Regions from separate parts of the Homo sapiens genome. Here region 2 is linked to region 1. Evidence: read pairs that join two places in POLR2A ChIA-PET (ENCODE). Cell type or tissue: PC-9. All regions are shown on one strand.

Evidence for each region. ChIA-PET counts read pairs that join two places held together with the same protein. Peaks named below come from ENCODE experiments on the same cell type or tissue, not always from the same donor. Only the 100,000 strongest peaks of a DNase experiment are listed, where the experiment ranks them.
Region 2: POLR2A ChIA-PET joins it to region 1 with 16 read pairs; 5 of 35 experiments call an interaction of 5 or more read pairs at or near these places.

Annotation. Positions count from the first base shown.
Region 1 is chr16:30,633,180-30,635,679 of GRCh38, forward strand. No RefSeq gene overlaps it. Among named protein-coding and RNA genes, the nearest start is that of PRR14, 17 kb to the right of the region's middle. RefSeq lists enhancers at 287-1,238, 1,239-2,189. In PC-9, no CTCF peak of the experiment used is centred here; a DNase peak (open chromatin) is centred at 1,232; H3K4me3 peaks cover 2,282 bases; H3K27ac peaks cover 1,518 bases.
Region 2 is chr16:30,088,727-30,091,226 of GRCh38, forward strand. TBX6 (T-box transcription factor 6) reads right to left here. Exons shown (of 9, transcript NM_004608.4): 2 at 2,350-2,500; 3 at 2,032-2,266; 4 at 217-484; 5 at 1-113. The coding sequence starts at 2,467. Among named protein-coding and RNA genes, the nearest start is that of TBX6, 1.9 kb to the right of the region's middle. RefSeq lists an enhancer at 1,662-2,500. In PC-9, no CTCF peak of the experiment used is centred here; a DNase peak (open chromatin) is centred at 1,345; H3K4me3 peaks cover 1,060 bases; H3K27ac peaks cover 1,867 bases.

The DNA.
Region 1 (2,500 bases):
CGCCTTGGCCTCCCAAACTGCTGGGATTACAGGTGTGAGCCACCGCGCCCAGCAATATTTTATTTGCTTTTGTTTTTGTTTTTTTGAGACAGAGTTTCACTCTTGTTGCCCCAGCTGGAGTGCAATGGCACGATCTTGGCTGGCTGCAACCTCCACCTCCTGGGTTCAAGCGATTCTCCTGCCTCAGCCTCCTGAATCTCTGGTATTACAGGCGCCTGCCACCACGCCCAGCTAATTTTTGTTATTGTTAGTAGAGACGGGATTTCGCCATGTTGGCCAGGCTGGTCTCGAACTCCTGACTTCAGGTGATCCACCTGCCTTCACCTCCCAAAGTGCTGGGATTACAGGCGTGAGCTGCTGCGCCTGGTGTGTTTGAGTTTATACTGGGTAGGGAGTCATGGTTAACGCCTATAATCTCACCCAGAGTCTGAGATGGGAGGCTCCGTTGAGTCCTGGAGTTCGAAACCCCGTCACTACAAAAAAATATATATAAAGAAAAAAAAATTAAGCGGGCGCGGTGTGGCACCTGTGGTCCCAGCAACTCGGGAGGCTGAGGTGGGAGGATCACTTGAGCCAGGGAAGTCGAGGCTGCAGTGAGCCAAGATCACGCCGCTGCATTCTAGAATGGGCGACAGCCTAAAAAAAGTCAGCCTTAACAATAACAAAAAAGACAATGGCTAGGGCCCCTCCCAACCTTTCATGCCCTACCCGGAGCCCCTGCGCGGCCCTTACATTTAAAAGCCCCTTTGGGAGGCTGAGGTTGGCGGATCACTGGAAGTCAGGGGTTCAAGACCAGCCTGGCCAATATGGTGAAATCCCGTCTCTACTTAAAATACAAAAATTAGCCTGGCGTGGTGGCGGGAGCCTGTAATCGCAGTTACCCTGGAGGCTGAGGCAGGAGAATTGCTTGAACCCGAGAGACGGAAGTTGCACTGAGCCGAGATCGCGCCACTGCACTCCAGCCTGGGTGACAGGGCGAGACAACGTCTCAAAAAAAAAAAAAAAAAGCCCTAAAGGACCACTCTTGGATCTGATCCTGAGAAAGTCCCTTAGAAAACATGGCGACGCCAGCCTCACCACCTGTTTCCAAAAGCAGTGTGACGCCCTTCGCTCCCTTAGTCAAGCTAATCTTACTAAATAAGGAACAAGCTTCCCCTGAGGCTTGCCCTTCAGCGCACTGGCACTGCCCACCCGAACGGGCGTCACGGATCCTGGTCAGTCTCTAGGATCGCGCTCGCTGATAGGACGCTTCTGGTCGAACGTCCAAACAAGGTGTGCGGTGATTGGGCCGCGGAGGGCGGGGCGTTTGAACGGCGCGTGCGTGGGAGTTCCCCAGGCCGGCGTCATTAGGATCCTGGTGGGCGGTGGGACTTGGGTTCAAAGAAGACCAAGCAGGCAGACGTGTTCGGGGGCCCGCGGGTTCCGAGACTGGAGACTGGACCTTTGGCTGTCCCCACGTGCATTCTAGGTCAACGGTGCGGTGGCAGAACCCTGGGGCTCTCCCCCGCGGAACTCGGCCCTGGCCGAGGCCCCAACCACGCTAGTAGGAGGAGGCCGAGCATCCCTCCTCGAAATCGCGAAATCCCGGCCCGACAATGTAGCCACGGAGTCGAAAGCCGCGTGCGAACTTGGCACTCACAAAGCCTAGATAACCGTCTATTTTCTCCTGTAAAATAGGAGGGATGGACCCCCACAGATCATTGTAAAAGGTTCTTACAAAGAAAAATCCTCCTGGACTGGGCACGGTGGCTCACGCCTGTAATCCCAGCACTTTGAGCGGATCACACTTCGAGACCAACCTGACCAACATGGAGAAACCCCGTCTCTACTAAATTAGCCGGGCGTAGTGGCGCATGCCTGTAATCCCAGCTACTCTGGAGGCTGAGGCAGGAGAATCGCTTTAACCCGGGAGGCAGAGGTTGTGGTGAGCCGAGATCGCGCCATTGCACTCCAGCCTGGGCAACAAGAGCGGAATTCTGTCTCAAAAAAAAAAAAGAGAGAAAAGAAAAATCCTGGAAGTCAAGTAAAAATGTGTGAAGGTGTTTTATAAAATATGAAATATCTAGAATACACAAATCTATAGAAGGACTCGGGGAAAGGGGAGTGAATGCTAATAAATACAGAGGTTCTTTCTGGGGTGATGAAAATGTACTAGTACTGATTGTGGCCGCGCTAGCACAAAAATCCGTTTCATTGGCCAGACGCTATGGCCCAGGGAAAAAAAGAAGGACTAGGGGGAATGGGGAGTGAATGCTAATGAATATGCAGTTTCTTTTTGTGGTCATGAAAGTGCACTAAAATTTTCATGCTAGCACAAAAATTGAATTGTACACTTCAAATAGGTGTATTTGTGATGTGCATTCTAGCTCCATAAAACTCAAAATGTGTGAAAATTCTTTGTAACTTTACTAAAAATTGGGGGCACTCTATAGTTTACAAAACTATCCCCATCCAGGCAGGGCACGGTGGTTCACACCTGTAATCCCAGCACTCTGGGAGT
Region 2 (2,500 bases), 540 kb before region 1:
GTGGTCTCGGGGAAGCGGAAGGAGGCCATGCCCCCCCAGTGCTGGCTGCAGAGCTGGGCTGCCCGAACTAGGTGTATGCGGGGTTGGTACTTGTGCATGGAGTGCAGGATCAGCTGGGAGGGAGGAAATGGGAGTGATTCCCTGCCCTGCGCCTCACCCTTGGCCTCCCTTCCAGCACCCCCCAACCCTATCCTGGAGTCCCAGCCTGGGCCTCACGTGGCCGTGGGGGTCCAGCGTGCTGTTGGTGAGCTTGACACGATGGAAAGACACAGGCTGCCGCATCCAATGTGCACCAGTGGCAGGAGAGTCGGGGTGAATGTAGACACGGTCAGGCAGGCGGGGCTCTGCCTTGCCGCTGGGCTCCCAGCGCCGGCCCTGCCAGCGGTAGCGAGCCCCATCCACCGGAATCACATCCAGAAGAAACAAGTAGCGGGCCTCGGGGTCCAGGCCAGTGACTGACACTCGGCAGGCAGGGAACATGCGCCTGTGCAAGGGAGGGGACAGGAGAGGCCTGGAGCTACCCACTGGCCAGGGGTGGGCCCAGCACCAGTAACGGGACATAACAACGGGCTCCCCAGAGCTGTCAGAGAAACATCAAAGGAGGTGGAATTAGAACCCAGAGGGCAGGCTGGAGGCTGTGGCTCACACCTCTAATCCCTATACTTTGGGAGGCCAAGGTGGGAGGATCTCTTGAGTCAGGAATTCAAGACCAGCCTGGGCAACATAGAAAGACCCCATCTCTACAAAAAAATTAAAAAATTAGCCAGGCATGGTGGTGCACACTGATAGTCCCAGTTACTACAGAGGCTGAGGCGGGAGGGTCACTTGAGCCTGGGAAGTCAAGACTACAGTGAGCCACAATTGCACCACTGCACTCCAGCCTGGGCAACAGGGCAAGACACTGTCTCTGAAAAATGAAAAAGGGCCAGGCGCAGTGGCTCATGCCTGTAATCTCAGCACTTTAGGAAGCCGAGGTGGAAGGATCATGAGGTCAGAAGTTTGAGACCAGCCTGGCCAATATGGTGAAACACCGTCTCTACTAAAACTACAAAAATTAGCCGGGTGTGGTGGTGTGTGCCTATAGTCCCAGCTACTCGGGAGGCTGAGGCAGGAGAATCGCTTGAATCCAGGAAGCAGAGGTTGCGGTGAGCTGACGAGATCGTGCCACTACACTCTAGCCTGGGCAACAGAGCGAGACTCCATCTCAAAAAAAAAAAAAAAAAAAAAAAGAAGCCAGAGGGCGGAATCTTAGAGCTGGAAGGTTTTCTTGTCTCATTTTACATTTGGGGAAACAGGACAGACGGGTTAAGTGATCTGTCACACAGCAGGTTAGGAACAGAGCCATGACTCCTACCCCTCAAAGCCTATTTGCAGAAGCAGGGGTGACTAACTTTCTTGCTAGGAGCTTCCTGTCCCCACCCTCCTCTCCTCCCCTGATCTCCAGCACCAGAATCTGCAGCTCTTAGATGAATTTGCTTTAGAAAAAATATACCCTGCCTGCAGTAGGGCCGAGGACTTTCCATGCTAGGGCTTGAGTTCCTGCCCCAGCTAAAGACCTCATCTAAGGTCAAACACTGACCGTGTCCCTGCCTCTAGGGTGACCCTGGACCTAGTCATATACTGACTCCTATTCGAGTTGCATACTGATCCCGAATCCTGGCCAGATTTCCCTGATGCTGGTCAATGGGCTGGCCCTTGACCCCCTGTCCTTGTCTGGATGCTGGTCTAAGCCACACACTAACCTATAACCCAGAGGGACTTCCTGACCCTGCCCCAGACTGACCCATGACCCTTGCCATAGATTGGTCCCTAAACTCAGCCACAGACTCCACAGACTGGCCCTTAACCCTTGTCACAGAGTGACTCCTGATTCCTGCCACAGAGTAACCCTTGCCCCAGGCCATAGTCAGATTCTAGGCCTAGGCAGAGCTCTAGCCCCTCGGGAACCACCCAGTCCTAGCCCCCTCCCCAGGGACTCTGCCTTTCCCAAGAGACCCCCACCAGAAACACGGACCCTGGCCAGCCCCTCACCTCCCAGCTTTGGTGATGATCATTTCTGTTCCCACAGAGCTGAACTCCTTCCATAGCTCCCGGTTCTCCAGGCTCAGGCTGACCCCCGGGAGGGAATGGAGGGCCTCTGGAGCTGATGGGGCCGGCTCAGTGCCCATGGCAGGGGGCAGAAGGGGCAGAGGTGGGTGCGCGGCCAGGGTGCGGGGAGCAGCCTCCATCCCGGAGAGGAAGCAATCCAGTTTAGGGGTGTCCAGTTCTGGAAGCCGGGGAAGAATGAGGAGCCAGCCGAGGGCCACAGCCCCCCTATTCTCCTACCCAGGAGCTGGTCCCAACGCTCACCGGGGTAGCGGTAGCCCTCCGCTAGGGCGGGTGGGAAGCTGGAGTCGGCCCCAGGTTGGGCGGGCCCCAGGCGGTAGCCGGCCCCCAGGGACGGGTACAATTCTCGTGGATGGTACATGTTGTAGTTCCGTCTGGCCTCAGGTCTCGCTGC